Regions from separate parts of the Homo sapiens genome. Here regions 2 and 3 are each linked to region 1. A link is a loop called in an ENCODE intact Hi-C map of the cell type or tissue named here. Cell type or tissue: mammary epithelial cell. All regions are shown on one strand. Links, peaks and the distances in the headings refer to the core of each region. The heading gives the core; the rest is flanking DNA. Region 1 has its middle 64 kb from the start of LINC00382. Region 2 has its middle 24 kb from the start of LINC01080. Region 3 has its middle 29 kb from the start of LINC01080.

What was found. Hi-C counts contacts between places; a loop is a spot of excess contacts. Peaks named below come from ENCODE experiments on the same cell type or tissue, not always from the same donor. Only the 100,000 strongest peaks of a DNase experiment are listed, where the experiment ranks them.
Region 2: a loop joins it to region 1, with 5 times the contacts of the local background. A loop is called at or near these places in 4 of 110 quality-filtered maps.
Region 3: a loop joins it to region 1, with 4 times the contacts of the local background. A loop is called at or near these places in 8 of 110 quality-filtered maps.

Annotation. Positions count from the first base shown.
Region 1 is chr13:79,932,986-79,940,673 of GRCh38, forward strand. No RefSeq gene overlaps it. Among named protein-coding and RNA genes, the nearest start is that of LINC00382, 64 kb to the left of the region's middle. RefSeq lists an enhancer at 3,309-4,508. In mammary epithelial cell, for the core only: no CTCF peak of the experiment used is centred there; a DNase peak (open chromatin) is centred at 3,856; H3K27ac peaks cover 3,357 bases.
Region 2 is chr13:79,983,230-79,990,917 of GRCh38, forward strand. No RefSeq gene overlaps it. Among named protein-coding and RNA genes, the nearest start is that of LINC01080, 24 kb to the right of the region's middle. In mammary epithelial cell, for the core only: no CTCF peak of the experiment used is centred there; DNase peaks (open chromatin) are centred at 4,212, 4,692 and 5,572; H3K27ac peaks cover 3,552 bases.
Region 3 is chr13:80,036,632-80,044,319 of GRCh38, forward strand. No RefSeq gene overlaps it. Among named protein-coding and RNA genes, the nearest start is that of LINC01080, 29 kb to the left of the region's middle. In mammary epithelial cell, for the core only: no CTCF peak of the experiment used is centred there; a DNase peak (open chromatin) is centred at 4,130; H3K27ac peaks cover 2,000 bases.

The DNA.
Region 1 (7,688 bases), core at 1,557-6,556:
ATTGATTTTCAGTCCTACTAGTGAGACTATATTTAGCTATCAAATGGACTGCTTTGCCTAAATTCTATAGTGCTTCAAGCCAGGCATATCAAGAAACCAATTGTATACTTCCCTTCTCTCGCCAAAAACTCTTTTGCTACTTCCACCTCATAAATGGTAATCCCAAGGGTAAATTAGAGTTTTGTGGGGTCTGGAGCATGTAAAATATAAAGCTCTTTTTAAGAGTTTTTTTTTTTTTCCTAATTGTTGCCTACTGTACCATGTTAATTGCAGAATAACTGTAGGAATGGTATTGATGATAGATTCATTCCACTACTCCAGGGAGCTGTGCTTTTCTAGTATTTTCTCCTACCTGGTAAACCTAAGGGCCACATCCCTCCAAAGATGTGTCCTGTGTGAGTGGACAGTCAGGCATGGCTGCAGGTAGATTGTACCAGCTGATGGTAGCCATGGCCTCACCCTTACTGCCTGCTTTTCCAACTTAAGAGTGTTTATCATGGAAGCTTCTGTGTCCTGAATTAGGCTTATACCTTAGACTTAGATGTTGGACTGGCTGTTTCTAGCCTCAGGACATTTTCCATCCAATAGTAATACCTGGCTTCTTGCCAGGTGGCCCAGGTATCCTCAAAGGCACATGAGAGATCTCTGTTACTCCCCTTTCTACCACCTTCAGGGTCTAGCTCCATAAGGCACATTGGAACTCCGTGGTAGCCCCAATGCCCTGTTACCCACTCATCTGACGTCCCATTGAAAATGTGTTCTAGATAAAACAGCAATCTCCTGGGAATCTTATCCTGTTACATATTTTTTTTCTGAAAATAATTATCTCCAATTTTATGATATAACACATAGTCATTTAAGCATTATCAAAAGCCTAGGAATTTAAGGCCAGCCAGGGCAACATAGTGACATCTCCATTTCTAAACACCACCCCCCCAACACACAAACTTCCACCTTCTGGTTCTTCCATGAACATTTCCCACTGCCATTTTTTATTTTATTTTATTTGTAGTCAAGAGAGAGAAGGAGACTGAAAAAATAGCATTCATTTTATTGGAAAAGAAACAGCAAATACCCCAAACTGGTTATTAGTTTCTTATAAGTCTATGTCATTCTTTCAATGAATAACAGTTTTATGTTTTTCTCAGCTTAAGGTATAAATTTCTCTGTAGTCTTTTTTTTTTTTTCCTCAAACTCTTTCTTTCCTTTCCTTTTTTTTTTTTTTTTTTTGAGACCAAGTTTCGCTCTTGTTGTCCAGGCTGGAGTGCAGTGGCACAATCTTGGCTCACTGCAACCTCTGCCTCCCATGTTCAAGTGATTCTCCTGCCTCAGCCTCCCGACTAGCTGGGATTACAGATGCGCACCACCATGCCTGGCTAATTTTTGTATTTTTAGTAGAGATGGGGTTTCACCATGTTGGCCAGGCTGGTCTTGAACTCCTGACCTCAGCCTCCCACCCGCTTCAGCCTCCCAAAGTGCTGGGATTACAGGCCTGGCCCTCAAACTCTTAATATTGATGCTTGTATTATGGTTGTTTCTCAAATTTGCTTTAAGAATTGGTCATTTCTGGATAAAGAAAATGTGGCACATATACATATCAAATACTATGTAGCCATAAAAAAGAATGTGTTTATGTCCTTGCAGGACATGGATGAAGCTGGAAGCCATCATTCTCAGCAAACTAACGTAGGAACAGAAAACCAAATACCGCCTGTTCTCACCCATAAGTGGGAGTAGAACAATGAAAACACATGGGAGGGGAACATCACACACCGGGGCCTCTTAGTGGGTGGAGGGCAAGGGGAGGGAGAGCATTAGGACAAATACCTAATCCATGCAGGGCTTAAAACCTAGATGACGGTTTGATAGGTGGAGCAAACCACCATGGCACATGTATACCTATGTAACCCGCACGTTCTGCACACGTATCCCAGAACTTAAAGTAAAATAAAATTAAAAGAAAAAAAGAATTGGTCATTTATTCCTGGATCCCCTTCTCAAGACTCAGAGCATTAGCATAATAAAGGTTTTGAAGGGGAGGAGGTCAGGAGAAAAGATAAAATATTTAAATTACAAGTAATACAGCTATTAGTTTTGAAGTCATAGACTGTAGAAAATAAGATGATATATACATATAATTGATATTGCTCACTGAACCAATTTACTAAAATTAACAACAGTGAAAATTACCAGCCTTTGAAAGATATGCTGCATCAAGACTTTCTATACTCATTAGTTGAAATGATCTCCCTGTAGTCTCTGGAGTTGTAACACACCAATTGATAAACAGGCACTCTTAATACTTGAAGCATGAGCATCCCTGATGATTACAGACAACCACTGTCTCCAGTTTTGCCTGTGGGATATTCCAGTAAAGGTCAAGTCCATAAAATGGAAACATGGTTGGTATGAAAATAAGCTTCTGAAAATAATTTCTGTCATACTGAAAAAAATAACAAACCATCAATTCCAAGCTTTAGAACTTTCTAATTTTTTTGGCAACTGCAACTTTAGCTCTTCTTTATGTAACACTTTCTGCCCTTAACATTCTATTAGTTTTGTGCCTTCAAGTAAACACAATTCACCCACCCTGTCCTATAATTACCTAATGCTGAATAATCAGGTTTGTATACACTTTGGGATTTCATGATTTTTTCTAACACACCTAGAACACAAAATGGACAGATCCATTATGATTATCAGCATTTTCTTTTTTAGTTATCTAATAGTTTCGATCATTTTCTAACATCCTCAGAAAGTCATTTTTACTGTCTTTCCCTGTGTCATGAAGACACTTAAAACCAAGGATACATTGGACTTCACCTTTTTTGTTGTCATTACTGGGCATGACAGGCTTCTGCTGAGTTCTCTTAAGTTGAGCTACTCTTTGATTTGTGAGCAAAGGTTTAAAAGGCTAAAAAGGGGGAAATTGGTTCAATATTTCAAGCACAATGAAACATTTCTTTTGTCACTTTATTTCCCTGCTGTATTAATTTGTGGTTACTCACCTTCTCCTCGGATCCCCAAGGGAACCCCAAATCTGACTCTCTATGATCTGACATATGAACCCAAACATTTCTCCCAATAAATTACATCTCCTGTGTAATAAAACAAAATTGGCTGCTTTGGGGTATAGCAGAATATTTCAGGCACCATTTGGCCACAGTTTGGTTCGTTGCTCATATACATTCTGATGATGGGGATCTCTGTGGCCTAGGTTGGTCTGGGAAGAGGAATGTTGAGTTCACTCACTGGACCAAACAATGCAGGAATGTTTTTTCCCTGTCCATTCACTTAAACAATGTGCCATTCTGTACCTTATAAGCACTTAATTTATTCCAACTCTTTGGCCTGACCTGTAATCCCCTTCTCCTTACCCATCTGACCCATCTGTGTTTCATTTCCCACTCATCAGCATCCAAAGAGCTAGGCCCAGGGCCTGTTTGGAACCATTAGACAGAGATTGGCACTCTTCCCTCTTCCTGCGCCACATCCTCCACTGGAAAAAAAATGACCATCAGATCAGAGAACAGAGCCTGCTTTGTCCCCTGCAACAGGGATCTGGAAGCATTTTCAATCATTTGCACTCTATACCCACTCAAACGCATTAATGTGATCAACATTAGGCCTGTTGTGGGCATTTTTTCCAGCAAATAGCTTGCTAACATTCCAGGCATGTACTTCCCTGAAAACAAGACTGAGACAGGGCCCTGAATATTCAATTGGAAAATCACCAAGAGCAAAAGCTTAGCTTGGCACGGCTGGTGTTGATTCTTAATAAGTGACTTCCTAAAGCTGAGGCATGGGGCTTACAGCGTCAATGACTTGTTTGAAAAATATTTTGTAGGTGCCTCATACCACTCTGTTTCCTGTGGTATGCGTCATATTGTGAGCTATTCCAAGCTGGCCTGGTTAAGCACGCTAAGTTTTTCCCCCCAAGATTGTGGTGTTTAACTAAAAATGTCTTTATACAAGATGAGCTCATAGCTATTAGTGCTGATGTAGTTTTAACTGCTTGGATACCAACTGCAGTCGCTTGAAAATGTACTGCAGAAGGGTAAACGCAAGCAAAAACATATCTCACCCCGTCTAAAATGGCGGGATGCAGTCCCAGCGGCAGCGTTTCTTCAGGGGAGAAAGCTCCAGATTTAAGTACAATGCATACCTTTCACTTTCATTAAAAAGACTTACTGTTCTTAGTACATTACTAAAGTCAAGGTGCTGAAGACATCTGGTACACTGGAATAAAATTAACCCTTTTTATGGCTTCGGGTGTTTTGTAAAACTTGCCAAGGAGCAAAGCTAAGGTAATTGGAGAAAACAAGTGTATCTTTTCAATCAAATTTCCAAAAGGGAAACAAAAAGAGATCCAACGACCTAAAATTCTATCTCTGAGATTAAAGTACATACAAGTAGGATTTGCATAAGGTTCAAATAATAAGATATCGAATATAAAATGTCTTGACAGTTATTTAGAAATCAAAAGATGGGTAAGGGAATTAATACTGTTGTGTCCTCTGTATACCTCACATAGCTTTCGGCCTTTCTACCTTCTACATTGTTCTTCACAGCACTTATGGTGTAGAGATTATTATTTTCCTTTTGCAAACAAGGCCAGAGAATCCCAGAGGGATTCAGTAAGCTCCCCAAGGCCACACAGTTGATTAAGTATAGAAGCAGGATTCGAAATTAGGTCAGTGTGAATAGCAAGCTTGTGTTCTATCCCCTACCTTGCTACTTACAGATAAAAATATTCTCATCTCTATTATGGCTGTAATTGTCTACTTGTTCAAAGGCTGTGTGTTGGCCATGGTGTACTGGGCTAGAACAGGAGATGAATATAAATCTGTGTCATATTCCTTCCTGTCTCCCTCTAGTGAATAGGTTACAGACAGTATCTAGTTTGGGGCCCATACCCAGTAGGTGCCCAGTGGCTATTAAGTGATTAGACATTGTACATGCCATCTCTGAATGATTTGTGTTTCTACAATAGGGCCTTTTATAACAGAGAAGAGAGGGATTGATACTCTGGACACTGCTGGGGCTGTGTTTGCCTCTCGGGGCAAATAATTTTTCTTGGTGCCAGGAGCAGCTCTGACGTGGCTGCTCTGCCCTTATGTGGCCTGGGCCTTTGAGATCCAGAGCAAGAGCCTGGCCTGGTCTGGGATAAGGCAAGAATGCATCAAGGTGGAGCCAGAGAAGCCAGAAGAGGCGACTGTGAATGTCTGTCTATCTCCACGAACGTGTCACTGAGGAGACAGGAGAATGTCTATAGGAAGTGAGCAAGACAATTTCTGAGACAATGAGTTATTGGACAAATGCACTGAATAGCATTATAAAGGGAAGTAGGGACCTCAATTCCCCTCCATATTTAGGAAGGCACATAATGAGGCCCTACCCATGAAGTGGAAAAAGGGGCTTTTGTGTTGGCTATTCTCTGTGAGTAAGTAAGTGTTTTGGCTGTCTGGCTTAGGGGATACAGAATTATGCATCAGGACTATATATTGTGAGTTGATCCCTTATGCGCTGATACGTAGTGCATTATCTAAAGGAAATAACTTGCTTCTTGATTGAGGTTTGCAAACTGGGCATGTTTTCTTTTCACAGTATTAAAGAAATATAAAATTTTTACAAAAATTCCGTGACTTTCACACCTTACAATTTAGTGAGTTAGCAAAAACATCAGTTCAAAATGTTGAACTAAATGACAACTAGGAGATTGGTTTCTGTTCTCAAGTTATAAGTAGTTCCTATTTTCTACCTGAAGCATTAGAAAAAAGCTTACTTCAAGTGAGTAAAAAATACTCATATTGTGAAGCAATTTGGACTTCAGAAGTTTTATCACCACTGGATTGAGACATTGGGGATAAGCCATACAAATATGTTGCTAAACTAATAAAATCTTGAAGATTTAGAAATATATAGATTTCTTTAATTCTTATGTTTTAAAGTTTATGTTTGGAACTATTTAATAAAAAAGCAACATTAGGAAAAAATTTTTTTCTAATGAAAGCAGATAAAGTGGGAGCTGGTCAGAAATCTGTTCAATTCAGGCCTTTTGCAACCTCATCAAAAGTCAAATTATTTTACAATGAATAGTTTTGAATTATTATATTTCTTGCAAGGTGATTTTCTCTCTCTTGTTAGGAAGAGTGACTTCCATTCTTAACAAAGTAACGGGAAAAGAAGAGGTAAGAAAACGTCAACAGGCTAAAATTGTATGATCTATAATGGTGTTTCAGCGTAAATTTGGAAACATTGGCTAGGAGCAGCTGAAGTCCAAAACTCATGATGATCACGTTGATTTGAGTTTTCCCTAAGCCTGTTCCATAACAGGCTTTCATGTTTACCGTAGACATAAATTCACTGTGGTTCTTAAGTAAGGGCTATGTTTGAAAGAAGTGACTAGAATGCCAGGATTTTCTCTCAAGATTACCCCTTCAAGGAAAGCTCCGTGCAACTTTCCTTCCCAGGGCTGCGCACACAAAATTTCAGGAAACAGCAGGTCTTAATTAGGCCTCCAGTTTATAGTTTCACCTGAAAAAATACATTTAAAAAAATCATATATATTCGGCTGTCTAGATTTTTCACGTCAATAAATTCTTGCTAATTAATCACATTAACGGTGCTCCTTAAAAGTTGAAACAGAATCAGAAAACAAACCAAATTCCCCATAAATATCCAACATAAAGACCTATTCACTGATGCATTTTCAGTTTCTAAGAATTTTACAAGTGTTTTTTTCTCCCTAACAGGACACACACATACACACACACACACACACACACAAAATATCACTATCTGTAGCTCTCATTCTCTGAAGAGGAAAACAATTCTGGTGGCAAATTTTAATACTTCAGAATGATGTCACTGTGTGAGTACTTTCCTGCTTAGTGCCCATGCGCATAACTGTTTTAAGGGATTAGAGCCTAGAAACCCTGAGCAGCAACATGTCATGTCATCTCAGATCCTCCCAACTCCCCACAAAAGGGAAAAACTAACAATGTGGGAGTGAAGAAAAGAAGGTAAACTGGGAAGGCAGGAGCTAAAGGGACGAATGGACTTCCTCCTGTTTGTGTACCATTGCATTCTTCAAAAGAGCCATCATTCTTGATATAAATTCACTGCACTAATATTCTATTAGAAGCTTTGGTCTGCTGTGGCACCTGCTGTATAAAAGCAGGATTACTTAAATCCTCTTCAGAAACATAAATAAATAGATTTAAAATCTCACTTCCCTCTGTGGTATGTTTCCTGAGAATAGTGCTACTGCTGTTCATTAAGAAAATAACGTTTCAAACTCGTAACCTTAGCTTCCCAAATTTCTTGGGTGTGTGTTTATCAAAATGTACTTGAGTGTGTTTGCTGCAATTTGAAATCTTATTTGTTACTACTCTGTGAGTAGCAGCTAGCCATTTCTTCAACAGGATTTCTGAATGGGATGGATCTTTTAGGAGAGAAAAGATCAGTTACTAATTTTGATAAGTAATTAACTTTAAGTCAGTGAAATGAGAGAATTCCATTTTCAGATGAATAGACTTTAATTTCTATTACAACTTTCATGTATTATTATCTATGTCTATTTTTAGGGGAAAACGTCTATAAGAATTTTTGCTATAATCCATTCCCACAACCACAAGTAGTTGATCACAGCGGAATTATGGCATTTTATAAGATCTCTATTCAGA
Region 2 (7,688 bases), core at 1,128-6,127, 50 kb after region 1:
CTCATATCTTGACAATATTATGTCTTCTTATCCACAAACATGTACTATTTCTCCAATTATTTGGTTCTTTGATGTCTTTTATCAGAGTTTTATAGTTTTCCTCATATAGATCTTATACATAAATATTTCATTAGATTTAAACCTAAATATCTCACTTTTGAGGGAGTTAATATAAATGGTAATGTGCTTTTTATTTCAAATTTCACTTGTTCATTGCCAGTATATAAGAAAGTGATTAACTTTTATATATTAACCTTATATCCTGTGACCTTGTTAAAATCAGTTATAAGTTCCAAGAGTCTCTTTGTCTATTCTTTCAGATTTTCTTTATAGATGAGCAGGTCCTCTTCAAACTAAGACAGTTTTATTTTTTCCTTCTCAATTAGTATGCCTTTTATTTCATTTTCTCATCTTACTGCATTAACTAAATTTTGCAGTAGAATGTGAATAGGCAATTGTGAGAAGAGATATCCTTACCTTGTTCCTGATCTTAACAGGAAAGCTTCTAGTTTCTTATTATTAGTAGGATGTTAACTGTAACACTTTTCATAGATTTTACTCATTAAGTTGAGGAAGGTCCTCTGTATTTCTAGTTTGATGGGAGTTCTTATTATGAGGAGGTGTTTGATTTTTGTCAAATGCTTTTTCTGCCCTAGTGACAGGATCTTGTGATTTTTCTTCTTTAGCTTGTAAATGTGATAGATCACATTACCTGATTTTCAAATTTTGAAACAGACTTACATACTTGGGATAAATCTCACTTAGTGTATACTTCTTTTTACATACTGCTGGATTCAATTTGCTAATATTTGATGGAGAATTTTTGCATCTATTTTAATGAGAGATATTGGCCTATTGTTTTCTCTCCTTGTAAGGTCTTTGGTTTTGATATTAGGGTAATGCTAGCCTCATGGAATGAGTTAGGAAGTATTTTATCTGATTTTATATTCTGAAATAGATTGTAGAGAATAGGTTTAATTTCTTCCTTAAATGTTTGGTAGAATTTACCAGTGAACACATCTGGGCCTGATGCTTTCTATTTAGGAAGATTATTAGACTACTGTTATTTTATCAATTTCTTTAATAGATATAAGCCTATTCATATCATCTATTTCGTCTCGTGTGAGTTTTGGCAGGTTGTATATTTCATGGAATTTGTCAAATTTGTAGGCATAGAGTTTTAATAATATTTCTTTATTATTTTTATTGTCCATAGTATCTACAGTAATAGCTTTCCTTTGTATCTTATAATAGTAATTTGTATCCTTTTTTGTTCGTTAGCCTCACTAGAGACCTATTAATTTTATTGAAATATTTTAACAGCAGCTTTTGATTTTATTGACATTCTCCATTGATTTCTGCTCTAATTTTTATTATTTTTTCCTTCTCCTTACTTTAAATTTACTATCCTCCTCTCTTTCTATTATACTGAGGTAACAGCTTAGATGATTAATTTTAGATTTTTCTTCTTTTCTAATAGTGTATTTAATGCTGTGAATCTCCCTCTAAGCAATGTTTTCACTGCATTCCACAAATTCTGATCAGTTATATTTCATTTCCATTTAGTTCAAATAGTTTTTAATTTTCTTGAGATATCTTCTTTGACTTATATTTTATTTATAAGTGTGTTGCTTAATCTCCACATCTTTCAAGCTTTTCCAGCTATCTTTCTGTTACTAATTTATAATTTAATTCTATGGTCTTAGAGCAGACATTGTAAGATTCCTGTTCTTTTAGATTTGTTAAGTTGTTTATTATGGCCCAGAATGTGGTCTATCTTGATGAAAGTTCCATATAAGCCTCAGAAAAACATGCTTTCTGCTGTTGTTGGATACAGTAGCCTATAGATGTCAATTATATACAGTTAATTAATAGTGCCATTGAGTTTAAGTGGTATTTAAAGTGACTATTGATATAGATGGAGTAATATTACTTTATATTTTCCTGTTTTCTGTGTGTTGCCCTTTTTTCTTCTCAATTTTGTCTCCCACTGTTTTCTGCCTTTTTTAGTTTTGGTTGACCATTGTATGTTTTCATTTTCTCTCTTTGCTTAGCATATCAATTTTACTTTTTAAAAAACTTATTTTTTCTTTTTCGCCCTTTTCAGTGGGTGTTAAAAGAGTTTGCAATATACGTTTACAATTAATCCGAGTCCACTTTCAAGTAACATGGTACCACTTCATGGGTAATATGAGTAGCTTGTAATAAAATGTTCTTAATTTTTTCTTCTTCCTGTCCCTCTATCATTGTTGTCATTCCTTTTACTTATATAAGCATATATTTGCATATAAATATACACAGCATCCTTAATCAAATACATTGTTGATACGGTTATCTTGAACAAACTGTTATCTGTTAAATTGATTAAAATTTTTAAAAATAAAGTTTTTATTTGTTCTTCACTCATTCCTTCTTCTCTGCACTTCCTTTTTAAAAAATGTATATCCAAGCTTCTGTCCGGTATCATTTTTCTTCTCTCTGAAGCACTTTTTTTCTTTAACATTTCTTACAAAGCAGGTGTACCAGCAAGGAATTTCTTCAGCTTTTGTTGGTCTAAGAAAGTTTATTTCACATTCACTTTTGAAGGATAATTTCATAATGTACAGAATTCTAAGTTGGTGGGGACTTTTTTTTTCTCACAACACTTTAAATATTTCAGTCCACTTTGTTCTTGTTTGCTTGGTTTCTGAGCAGTCAGGTATTACTTCAACTATTTCTTCTGTTCCGTATTTTCTTTCTTCTCCCACTGTTCTTTTTTTTTTTCATTTTCTTATATTTCTTGGATATTGTGGGGTTTTTTTCCAGTTTTTTTTTCCTTTGCTTTTCAATTTTGGAAGTTTCTAATGCCATATCCTCAAACTCAGAGATTCTTTCCTCAGCTATGCTCAGTCTACTAATGAGCCATCTAAATCACTCTTCATTTCTGTTATGTTTTTGATCTCTAGAATTTAATAACATTTTCTCTTAGAATTTCTACCTGTCTTGTATTGTCTGTTCTTAGATGCTGTTTACTTTTTCCCTAAATCCCTTAAAATATTAATTATAGTTGTTTAGCAATTGTGGTTGAACAATTCCAACATTCCTGCTGTATCTGACTCTGATTCTGATGTTTGTTCAGTCTCTTCAAATTATGTTTTCGACATTTAGTAAATGTAATTTTTGGTTGAAAAATGGATGTGATGTACTGGGTAAAAGAAACTGCTGTTATTAGCACTTTGGTAAGTAGCGGCAAGGTTTGTGGGGGAGGGGAAGAAGTCTATATTATTATGACTATGTCTCAGTTTTTTGGAGAGCCTCTGCTCCAGACCGTGAGTTTCACTAGCACTCCTTGATTTTCTCCCCCTTAGGTGTGATAGGATGGTAGAACCAGCTGGAGTTGAATATTCCCCTTCTGCTGGTGAAATTTGGCTCTGATAAAACCCCAAAGGGTTAGATTCTGGTAAAACGGCTTCTCTTGATGGCAGACCTTGTTAAGAACAACAGAAAGCACTGTTATATTTCAAAATAGTTACTTCTCTCCTCTTCCTTCTGGAAGCATTGTGGAATTTTTCTCCCCAAAATTATGAGAACTGGTACTATGAGAACCTGGTAGAGGCTCCCAGATGTAAAACTCTCAAAAGTGTGGGGGCCCTCCATGACTGGGTTCCCTTAGAATTTTTAACTCTCAAACTTGTTCCCACATAGCCTCTAGCAATTCATGAATTATAGTTTAGGTTTTCCTATCCTGGTACTGGTTCCCGTGAAGGCTTCTGTTCATGGGTTTCTCCTGTGGTGAGTTGTCATTCTTTGTATTTGTCTGTTTCTCCAATTTGAGGAACAGAAGTTTGCCCTGTGACCTCACTCCTCTCTGATGGATCTAAGAAGGACTGTTGATTTTTCAGTTTGTTCAGGTTTGACTTCTTAGAATGGGGTGGCAACCTCTAAGCTCCTTACATGCCAGAACAAAGGCAGAAGTCACCCTGCCTCCTTTTAAAATATTCACATTTATCTGCAGTATCTGTGGAGTCCCATCAATTTTGGCTATTGATGACTTACAATAGACAAGGTTTGGATTTTCCCATTTTGCAAAGAAAAAAAAGATCATCGGGGATATTTTTGTTATGTTCTGGTACATCTGGTTCTCACTCTGTCCTACAAACTAAAATAGTGAAATCCTGATTGTCAGCCTCTGAGACAGCAGAGGTTTCATTGTGAAGCATGACTCTGCCTTGCCTGTCCCTCCCAATAAACAATTGCTCACTGTGGGCTTGGGGTCCACACCCAAGGTAAATGACTCAGTTGCAATTTCAAAAATACCATAAACAAGCACAGAATATTTGTACAAGGCAATAGAACAATTAAGCTTAGTTTAACCAAGTTGTCTCATTTAATTACTATGGCATTGAATGGCATTGAGCAGAATGCTAAGAGCAGTAAGAATAAGTATTGCCATAACCACTGGAGATACTATTCAGAGTTGAATTTTTGCCCTTAGCACTTATTTTTATTTCCTTCCTCTACAGATTTGGTCCCAGCGCTGGTTAGCCTGTGCAATTATTTATTCCACAGACATTGCTTAGTTTCAATTTATCCCCTTTGAGCTGTAGGAGCTCTAATAAACACTTCTTTTGTTTTGGATTTCAGTTTTCACCACTGAATTTCTGAATCATAGAATCTCTGGAGTTTCATCCTTCTAGTTCCAAAAATATTTAATTAACTATGGATTACAGAGCAAGAGAGTCATTTAGAGTGATGTTAGTCAGAGGAAGCAACTTCAGAGGAGGCTCATACCTGGAAGGCCCATCTTTCACCTTCCCTCTCCCACCTTAGCAAGTTTCTACAATGCCTTCTAGACTTGGTTCCAAGGTCACCTACTCTTTGAGAATGTTCTTAACTGCCCCTGTAAATGATTTCTCCTCTCTGGCCCACAAGTCTCTGCATATGACATAGTGTAGCTTACCTGTACACACATCTGCTTTCTCCCATATACTGTGAGCTACACAATAACAAGAGCCATCTCACCCATCTTTGAGCAAACAGAGGTACCCTTCCTATAATAAAAATACCATTTATTTATTTCAGAAGCTTTCAATAGTTGATACATCTTATATTTTATGAATGTTCCATATGTATTATATATATGTTCCAAACAAGACTGTAAGTGTCCTCAGTGAACATACAATGTGTGTGCCTTCTTTTGGTGTTTTCCTCAGCTCTGGGTACACGTGCTTAGAAAGTAGATGCTATAATTCCCTGTATTGGAATAAGATAGATGGCAATATTTCTGATGAGCCTTCCTTAAGAATTCCCCTGTTTATCACCACTTGAAAGCACTTATTAATTTACTTATACTTAGTTCATATAAAGAAGTTTAAATGGTTTAATCTATGATTTTAGACAGCTAAATATAGGCACACAATTGTTAGCTCCTGGAGGGCAAGGAAGTTGCTAGTTTATCTTGCCTTACAGAGTACATTAAACAGTACAAAGTATTATCACTATTTAAAAAAATACTCTTTTACGACAGGGCTGAGTCATGGGGCCACGGAGCTGATGTGAACAAGCAATGTTCAGACTCAGAGAGTAAAATGCAGAGATACTTTTAGTGTCATTGCATATTCTCCATTCCAGACTCTCTACTGCAAGCTCTTTCTTTGTGATTTGGCCAACCCAACAGAGAAGAACGTTGAGAGGATTTCTTTCTGCACATTCATTGGCAGTAAGTCCAATGTTAATCCATCCTCAGGCTAATGGCCAGTTGGGACCAGAGGTAAACTACTAGTGGCTAACTATTCAAACAGGAAAAATGGTTTGAGACATTGTAAATTCTCACGTAAATTCATTTATGCCAAAACAGGCTAAGTTTCTTTTTCCTAGAAAACCAGGACAAGGATTTTAATCAAATCATTCAGGTAATTGCCTTAATATGTTTTGCCTTTGTGGGAAGCTTTTGACTTTTTACTTCTCGCCTATTTGCTGATGATATGGTAGTAATCTCTTGGAAGACCTAGGCACCTGGCCGGCAGTCATTCTCTCCACCCTCTGGCTTGACACCATCCTGGGTGACTCCAACTGACAACTTTGCCTCAAGGTTCCTTGCCTGCTTCAGCTTCCAGAATTTTCCGCCACCCCAGGCACCCACTCCATGGTCACACCCTAGATCTTATCACATGCAGATTGCACCATCTCTCAAATAAAGTAGTCACAGTCATTCTTAACCATGCATTCCTCACCATCTCTCTCACTTTATTGTTCCCAACACCAGCTCTTTGACTTTAGTGCTTTATTTTATAGAGTCCCTTGTCCCTCTCCCCATTAGGTCCCTCCTGTCTTTACTTAGCTCCTTAGTCATGCCATTACTTCATCCTTTTGTTTACCAGTTTGCTAAAACCTCTATTCTGTGGTCATTCCGCCATTCCTCATTGGAGAAAACCCTACAAACCTTAATACATTCTACTGCTACATTCTCTGCTTTTGCATGCAGCTCACTGACATTTCAAGAGAAAAATCATACAGTGGTCAGAATTGGTCCACTACATATTTATGTCTTTCATTTTGATGGGGCACTTGTGGCTCTCTAATGCACTACTATATTTTTCCTGGTCAACAAGCAATGATTCCATGTAGTATTTCAACAATACCTATGCCTCTCAAAAGTCCATCACCCCACCCCAGAAGCCCCCTCAGCTATTAGCCCGTGATCTTCTATTTAATAGAGAAAACAAATAATGCAACAGTAATTTTCTCAATTTACTTTTATACAACTCAATAGTTTCCTTCTCTTCCCTGTCAAAATGAAAAATATTTTCTTCCTTTTCCCTCTTCTTACAGGCTGAAATCTGATTATTCCCTCTCACTCTTTATTTTTAACGTCTTTCTTTACTGGCACATTTAAATATGCAGATGCATTTTCAGTGGGGGTGGGCAACTCCCTCCCCCTCCACTATTTCTCCCTCTAGTTTTCTGTAGCTGTTTAGAACACATCTTCTCAAAAGAATTGTCTTACTATCTCTGTCCCCGCTCCCAGCCATGACTCAACTTAGCCTTTCATTCTAATTGCTATACTCCAGCAGATCTTTAAGAGACCACAAATGATTTCTGTGAGCATTTGTAAGTCTTTGTCTTACCTAATCTCTCACTAATAGAAACACAACTGATTGCTCCCTTAAAATACTTTCTTTCCATATTTTTTATGTCACCACACTGCCAGGTTTCCTCCAGGTCTTTCTATGTTAATTTATGGTTACTTTGCTGTTTTCTCTTCCTCTGCCAATACCTTTTAAGTTGGTGTGACTCCACATGTGTTTTAGATGCTTTTCCTATGTCATTCCACACTCGTGTAGGAGGCAGAGGAAGAGCTCCTTTTCTAAAGATGTGCTCATTCTAACTGCCAGAACCTGTGAATATGTTACATTACATGGAAACAGGGACTGTGAACATGTGATTCCATTAAGGACCTTGAGATGGGAAGATTATCCTGGATTATCCAGGAGAGCCCAATGTAATCACAAGAGTCCTAATAAGAGAAAGATAAAGGCCAGATAGTCAGTGAAGGAGATGTGATGATGGAAGCAGAGGTCACAGTGATGAAAGCAGCCTCTAGAAGCTGCAAAAGGCAAAGACAGAGATCTTCCCCCCAAGCTTCTGGAAGGAATGCAGCTTTGCTGACACTTGACACTGTTGAGACCCACTTCAAACTCCTAACCCCG
Region 3 (7,688 bases), core at 1,466-6,465, 100 kb after region 1:
AAGTGTGGTGGGATATGCATAAAAGGACAAAAAGTCAGGATCTATTCAAGTGCACCAAAATGGTGGCCCTGGATTCCTGTTACACGGCAGGAAGGAACTGGGTAGACTCCATTTTTAAAATGTACTTTTGGGTGTCCTTTTATGCACTCTCACGCTTCAGTAATTCATTTTCCACCCTGCATTCAGTGTAATTATAAAAAAGATCTGATCAAGCCATTCTCATTAGAACTCTGTAAAGTCTCTCATTCTTCCTATAATAACCATTTGGAGCCCTTCACTTGGCATACAAGGCCCCAAGTGAGCTGGTTCCCAGTGGTCCCTCAGCACCATGTAGTACCACACTCACTGCCCCTAGCCCCGAAGTCCTGCTTTCAATTCTAGGTTCCTGCCACATGCAATTGCCTCACAAACCTTTACGTATAACACTTCCTCTTTTTAAAAAGGCATCTCCCACATCTTTGCCACTTCCCAATTTACCCTTCCTCTCTCACAATTCAACTTAAATGTCATCCCCATACTGAACCTTTTCTTGAGACTAGACTGTCTTCTTCTGTTCTTATACTCTTATACATAATTCTCTTCTGTGATACTTATCACATTTAATTGTATAATTAAATGTGCAATTAATTATTTAGTCTCTGTTTCCTAAATTACCACATGAGCCCTTAAGGGCAAGAACACATCTGTTTACTACCATATCCCTGGCACCAGACACTAAACATTGGTTGAAACAATCTCTTTTTTCTTCAGGCATATTCTCTGATGACATGTATGCTTCTTTTGTGAAACATTCAATAAATAAGAGTCAACTTGACTTTACACATGACCTTTCCTGCCACTATAGTCAAATGGGCAAAAATAGGCATTAATTTTCTTGCTTCACAAATGAGAAACTGAGGCCCAAAGAGTTTAACTAACCTGCTCATTTTTGTTCCATCTATGTTGACATTTGAAGTCAGAGAGCCTGACTCCTACTCACTGGCTTTTCCTTAGACTAGTCACTCACAGAACATCATTACTCAGCCTGCTCACAACACAACACTCATGCTTAAACAGAGTGCAGCTTTCTTCCGGCCGCTGCACCAGAATTTTATGCAGCTTACCCTGCCCTGAGTCATTCATGGAAAGCATCTGGGAACACATTATGTAAAATACACCATCTCACCTAAAAATGTTCTTCCATCACTAGGGCACAAAGGGTCAGTGGGGTGTTCTGGGAGAGTTATCTGAAAGGAAAGCATACATTTGGGGAGAACATTGCTCCCCGATTATGACCCCATGACTTGCCTGTAGAAAAGCTGGCGGGTGCTCAAGTGTAAAGACCTGGGAAAGCTTGACACTGAGTAAAAGACTTTCCGTTCCTTCTGTAAGGAGATACATTAATGCAGTCGTGGAAATGAATATCCATTCTGTGGTTTTGAACCTCTGAAAGTAGCACTTGGGCAACTAAAAAGTGTCACACCATGCCCTAGAGCTATAGAGAAAACTTGCAGAGTAATTGGTATTATTTGCCCAAGAGATAAGTGGCTTCTGAGAAGTTCCTATATGGTTGTGGACATGCCTCCGCCTCTTGTTTTTCCTTCTAACACTATTCTGACTATAGCTTAGGAGTGAGATTCTTCAACACGGTCACTATTGATGGCCTATAGTCTGCATGCTTTTGTTTTCAAATAAGCAAGCAGTTTATCCCTGCCTCAGGAAGTATAAAGACTGAGAAATGTCAACGGGCCAAGTTAAAGAAATATAAAGTCCAGTTTAGGGGCTATTAAAGGGCTTGGAAAATCTGTATTAAAATTTTGACATCAAAGTTATATGCTTCTCTCAATCAATAAACAATTGTTGAGTATCTGCTCTGTGTTTATTTGTGATGGGAGCAGTCAGGAAATTCAAAAGAGCACTCAGGGAGGTAGAAAGGCAGAGTAGATAGAACAAAGGCCTTAGAGTCAGAAGAATGGATGTGGTTTCAGATTTTCCACTTATTGGGTCAACTTCCTTTGGGCCTGTATCTTATTTGTATAGCTCTAATAGCCTTACCAACTTCACAAGGCTGTTGTCAGAACTGGGGAAGAAAAGTATATCAAAACAAACCCCCCACCACCAAAACTCATTTAGCATTTTGCTAGCTCTTTCAACAAATATTTTTGAAGGCCTATACTAGACTTAAAAAAACTTACCAGACAAAATCCAAATGCTCATGATAGACTCCTGTTTATTCTTCAAGGTTCAAATCAACTACAGCCTCTTCTGTTATGTCATTCCCTAAAATAAATCCCTTCCTTAATTAATCTTGAATGTCCTTACTTCATTGTGTTACTTTATATATTTGGTTAAATGTCCACGTTCAACCCTAAACTATGAGTTCCTCAAAGACAGAGACTGTGCCTTATTCACCTTTGTGCTGACATGATGCCCAGAGTAGCACCTGGTCCAGAAAGTATGCTTTCTTTGGAATCTTAGACTGGATGTATGAAAAGATGAATGGGTATGGGACAGCCTGGGCTCTGAGAGGGAAATCAGCATGAATGCAGGAAGAAGACCTTGACTGAAACAGAGGGTGGGTTTTGATTTGCAAGAGGAAGTGAAAGGAAGACAGTAAGTCCCATGACGAGAACCTGGTGAACTATGTTGAGGAATTTGGACTTAAATTTATAAGGTGTCAGAGTCTGTTAGGAATCCTTTAGCAAAAATATGATATGATCAAACTACTATCCAGACAAAAAAGAAAAGCTCTTATAATTGGAGAATTCTGCCCATAATCAATGTCTTGCTACACACTGAATAGAAAAATTTCCTGGAGCCAAAGATGGTCTTGCAATCCCGGGAAGTGCCCTTCTGCTCATGTCCAACAGGAAGTCATCAGGATAGATACACAACAGTGTATCTATCAGACACAAGGTGGTTAATGAAAATCTATTATAAACACAAAGTGTTGTTGAACAATGCTTGTATTAGAAGGGTTCAAAATGGGCTTATTTAAAAATGTAAAGCTGAATTTTTTCAATAACTTTTTTTGTGTGTTTTTACTTGCAGCAAGAAAATTCTCTTGGGCAAAAAACAATACATGCAATTTTAGTATGATTCACCTTTAATGTCATTTATTCTTCACAGATAAATATACAGAGAAGAAAAACATGACCTAAAAATGTTAATCCAAATGATAAAGGGTATTTTTTGTTACCAAAATTCTATTTAGTATTTACTATTGCAATACTAAAACACTCTCCGAAACTCAAAGATCAATGAAATCTGAAATTAACCAGCATTTCAAGGAGTAATTTAAATAACAAAATAATCTAACCTATCAAATATTTTGTCATAGACCCAACCTTTACAAAGTTGAGTAGAAATTTTCACTTTCCTTGCTTTGAAGAATCTGAGTCCTTCAAAATTGTATCAGATGTTTTTAGTTTTACTGTGTAAGCTTTCCTGGAAAGCTTCAAGTCAAGCATTTTTAAGGGAGTCTTTTAAAATGTAAGAGGGATACTAGAAATAAAATCACCAATAAATTCTTTATGGTATGAGCAAGTCTCTATGTTACGTGTGTTATGGGATCAACATTTCTTGTGTCAGATTTTCATAAAGTAGGATGTCAATGTTCACCTGACTGGGCTTTTTTCCTTAATATTATAAATAAGGTTGCAAGATGCTGTTCTCAAGTACCATATGTCTTCATTTCTATTGTTAAGAACCATTTCTAAAGATCTAACACAAGAGCAGATGAGCCACACTGGCTAGATTTGGGGGTAATTGGATTTTCTTTTCTCTTCACAAAAATTATGCATGCCTGGAAAGAACAGCAAGAATAAACTGCAACCGATGCCTACTAATTACCATCAGCTAGTGCCTGGCTTTTGAAATCTGATTTAAGAAAAAAAAATGAAAAAAAAAAAAACACAGGCTTGGCTGATAGAAAACTGTATAATGTTTAAGCAGTGATGAGGGAAGCCCAATCTTAAGCAGGCTAGACTTTGGACCGAACCCAACTGATGTTTCTCATCCTTGTTTATTTTGTTACTTGACATGATTCAACTCATTAAGGATTTCAAAGGTCCAAGGGAAAGTACTTCTACTTTGCCAAGGCATCCTTCGTTGGAATTCCATTATCTCCCATGATCCGAGACAAGGATTTCCTCCTACTCAGTTCTGAGTAATTATGTGTAAGCAAACCCTTGGTGTTCTTGCAGATGACTGTACTGAGTTGATGGTTCAACATGAATCATTCATGTGGCAGGCATCTTCAATGGAGAGGGTAAGGAGGGCTAACATTGATTTGCAGTGTTTATATGAAGTATGACTTTCTCATTCATTTCATTTGATTCATCAGAGTTGATGTTTGTCCCTATAAACCATTCCCTCTCCTAAAACGATTACAGGGAAAGAAGAGAGAACAAGCACATTCGATCAGTCCCTCCTCCTCTACCAAGTTTAATTTAGACTATGTCTTAAGAAATATTGTTTCCTCCTTGCAGAAATTGAGAATGAGTCGCTCCATCACCACCCTGGCCTGCCCCCCTTAACCCAGCATTTTTCCTCTCTTCACTTCTTTCCCAATCAGTGAAACAAAGTAAATATAAATTAGGCAACGATTTTTTTTTATATGCTGCATTTTATACTTCATATTTTTAAAGCTTCCCTCTTTTGGGGGTGGGGGTGGGAGAGGCAATAAATTCCTCTGAGACTATGATAAAGATGCATCCTCCCAGAATAATTCAACTAAGCACATATTTACAACTGGCATACACCTTTAGGGAGGTTAAAGTCTAAGGTGGATCTCCCCTCACACCTCCTCCCTCCCTCCCATGCCCAAGGACATTAGGTTAAACTTCTGATCTGAAAGTCTCAGATTTGAGGGCAATAGGAACTGAAGCTATTCTTTTCCTTACTTTTTTGATAACATACGTGACAAGGCATGCTACAAGTTTTAAGAGACAACAGCTCAAAAGAGAGCCTGGTACTCCCATCAGGACTCTGAGCCATAATGATTCTTGCATGTCTTTAAAAGTTTTGTTAAGAGCTTCAAAGAAAAAACAACAACACATTTGAGAGACTACCTTGGCAAGTCACTCGGTCTTTCTCATTCTTTTTTAACAGCTTTATTGGGGATATAACTCATATACCATACCATTTACCTAAAGTGTACAATAGCACAATTCATTGCTATTCACAGAGTTAGGCAACCATCACCACAATCAATTTTAGAAAATTTTCATCACCCCAAAAAGAAACCCAGTCCCAGTAGTAATCCATTCCTTATCCCTACCCTCCTCCAGCTCTAGGCAACCACTAATCTACTTCTTGTCTGTATGGATTTGCCTCCTCCAAATGACAGCACACCTGGAATCTGCCCATTGTGTTAACTCTTCTGTAAGACTGTTACCCCAAATGCAGTTACCATAAAACTACTCGCTTGAGTAAAACAACTGGGTGTGAGTGAAGCATTTTATTAGGCATGCAGAAGTTTCAAAGGTGAGCTTTCTACCTAGTTATGAGAATTATTCTAAAAAGAAGCAGTAACTACCACAAAAGCCATACACAATGATATGACATTTCAAAGTACCCCACCCAGTCTTGCTCTTTATAGCTGGTTGACTTCAATCCCAACTCTAAAAGCCAATGCTCGCTAGGAATTATCCCAAGCATCATTTCTCATTTATGGTCAACATTCCATTCACTGGAATCCCAAATAATTTCTGACTTCCCCCTGATCTCTGGAGCTTTTTTCTATGTTTATAGTCTCACAATAATTGTTTCAGATCTTGTGGCAGAGATGGATAGTTGCCTCTCCAAATATATGTTCTCCTTATGTACCTTAGTAAGAGAATCCCAATGTTTAACTAAGCACATTAGTGCATATAGCTTCCCTTGCAACTACATGTAGCTCTATGACTAAGTTCTGCCCAATTATATGAGAGCAGAAATGTTGTATACAGCTTCAGAGACGTGGTCCTAAGGGGTAGAGGCATGCCTTTTCTTCATCTTCTTCCTCCTTCCTTCTGGCTTAATTCAGACACAGTGCCAAACAGCCATCTTCGATCATCTATTGAAAGTCACACATTGATGCAGCGAAACAGCCATCTTCAGCCATCTAATGGAAGTCACACGTTGAGTTTGGCTGAGCAAAAACATAGATCAAGTGTAGGTTTCTAGAATTACCTTAGGTGTCTAGACTATCTGCCACTAGACTTTTTACAAGAAAGAGAAGTCAACTTTTGAGGTACTGTTATTTGGTGGCTGTTAGTCACAGAGGAACCTAATTCTAGCTGGGACTCCTTTACCATTTCTCAGACCCTGACCCTTTTGTGCCTTCCACTACTGGCACATTCTCCACCTCCCTTGTAGAATTTTCTCTATAGAGTAACTTCGTACTATCCAGCTACCGGCATGCTAAAACCCTGGAAAGGCCTCTGAGGCATGTATCCTCAACATTTTTATCTCATATTCTTAAAAAAAGAAATCCTTGGACACTAAGAAAGGAAAATTAGATTCACTAATGAGAGCCAATAATGTCTTCAGGGAAAAAAAAAAATACTTTCAAGATAGTGGATGAAAACTAAATAATAAAGCTGGAGGCAGAGATCTTTCCAAACATAGGGAGCAAAGTGCTTGGAGACTACAAGCCCTCAAATGTGTTTGGGAAAAAACAGTCATCTAATTTCTCTATGTAATTTCCCTATTCGGTAAATAGAAATTTGGCTGGAAACATTGATTGAGCCCCTATTCTTGAGAGCCTTTATGGGGCTTGTACCTCTCTGCCTGGGTTATTATCAAACTACCTGAAGACTTTCCAGTCATCTCAATCTTCTCCTCCAAATAGCAACTGTGACCTTCCTAAAATGCCAATCTGACCATGTCTCCCCCTACTGAACTTCCCTCAGTGACTTCCCCTTGTTCTTCAGGTAAAGTCACAATTATCAAATGGCCTCCAAGGTCTGTAGCACCTGGCCTCTGCCCACGTTTCAGCTGAGCTCCCCCTCACCACCTCTTGGCCATGTCATTTTCTTTTTGTTCCTTCATTGTGTCAAATTTCTTCTCACCTGGGTGTCTTTCCTTATGCCGCTCCTCTTACTTACTCTTCTCTCACTGTTATAATTTCCTGAGTTTCAATCAACCATCATTCAAGTCTAGGCTTAAAACATGACTTCCTAGTCCTACTAGACCAGATGGGGCCAGGTTCAGCCCGGTATATGCTCTCAGAAAAACCTTATACTTATCCGTTATCTCTTGTATCACAATCGTAAGTTATTTTTGTAATTATTTCTTAAATGTCTATTTTCCCTACTGAGCCATGACACCAGTAATTATGTCTGTCTTTCTCTTGATTGTATTTCTAGAACCTAAAATAGTTCCTGGACCAGATTAAATTCTGATAAATATCTGTGAATAAATGAAGGGCAGAAATATGATCAGAACTGTTCTCTCTCTAGATCTATCTATCTATCCTGCCATAATCCTTGGTGATATGGTTTGGCTCTGTTTCCCCACCCAAATCTCATCTTGAATTGTAATCCCCATGTGTTAGGGTAGGGGCCTGATGGGAGGTGATTGAATCATGGGGGCAGATTTCCTTCTTGATCATGATAGTGAGTGAGTTCTCACAAGATGTAGGTGTTTGAAAGTATGTGGCACTTCCCCCTTCACTCTCTCTCCCCTGGTCCACCATGGTAAGACATGCCTACTTCTCCTTTGCC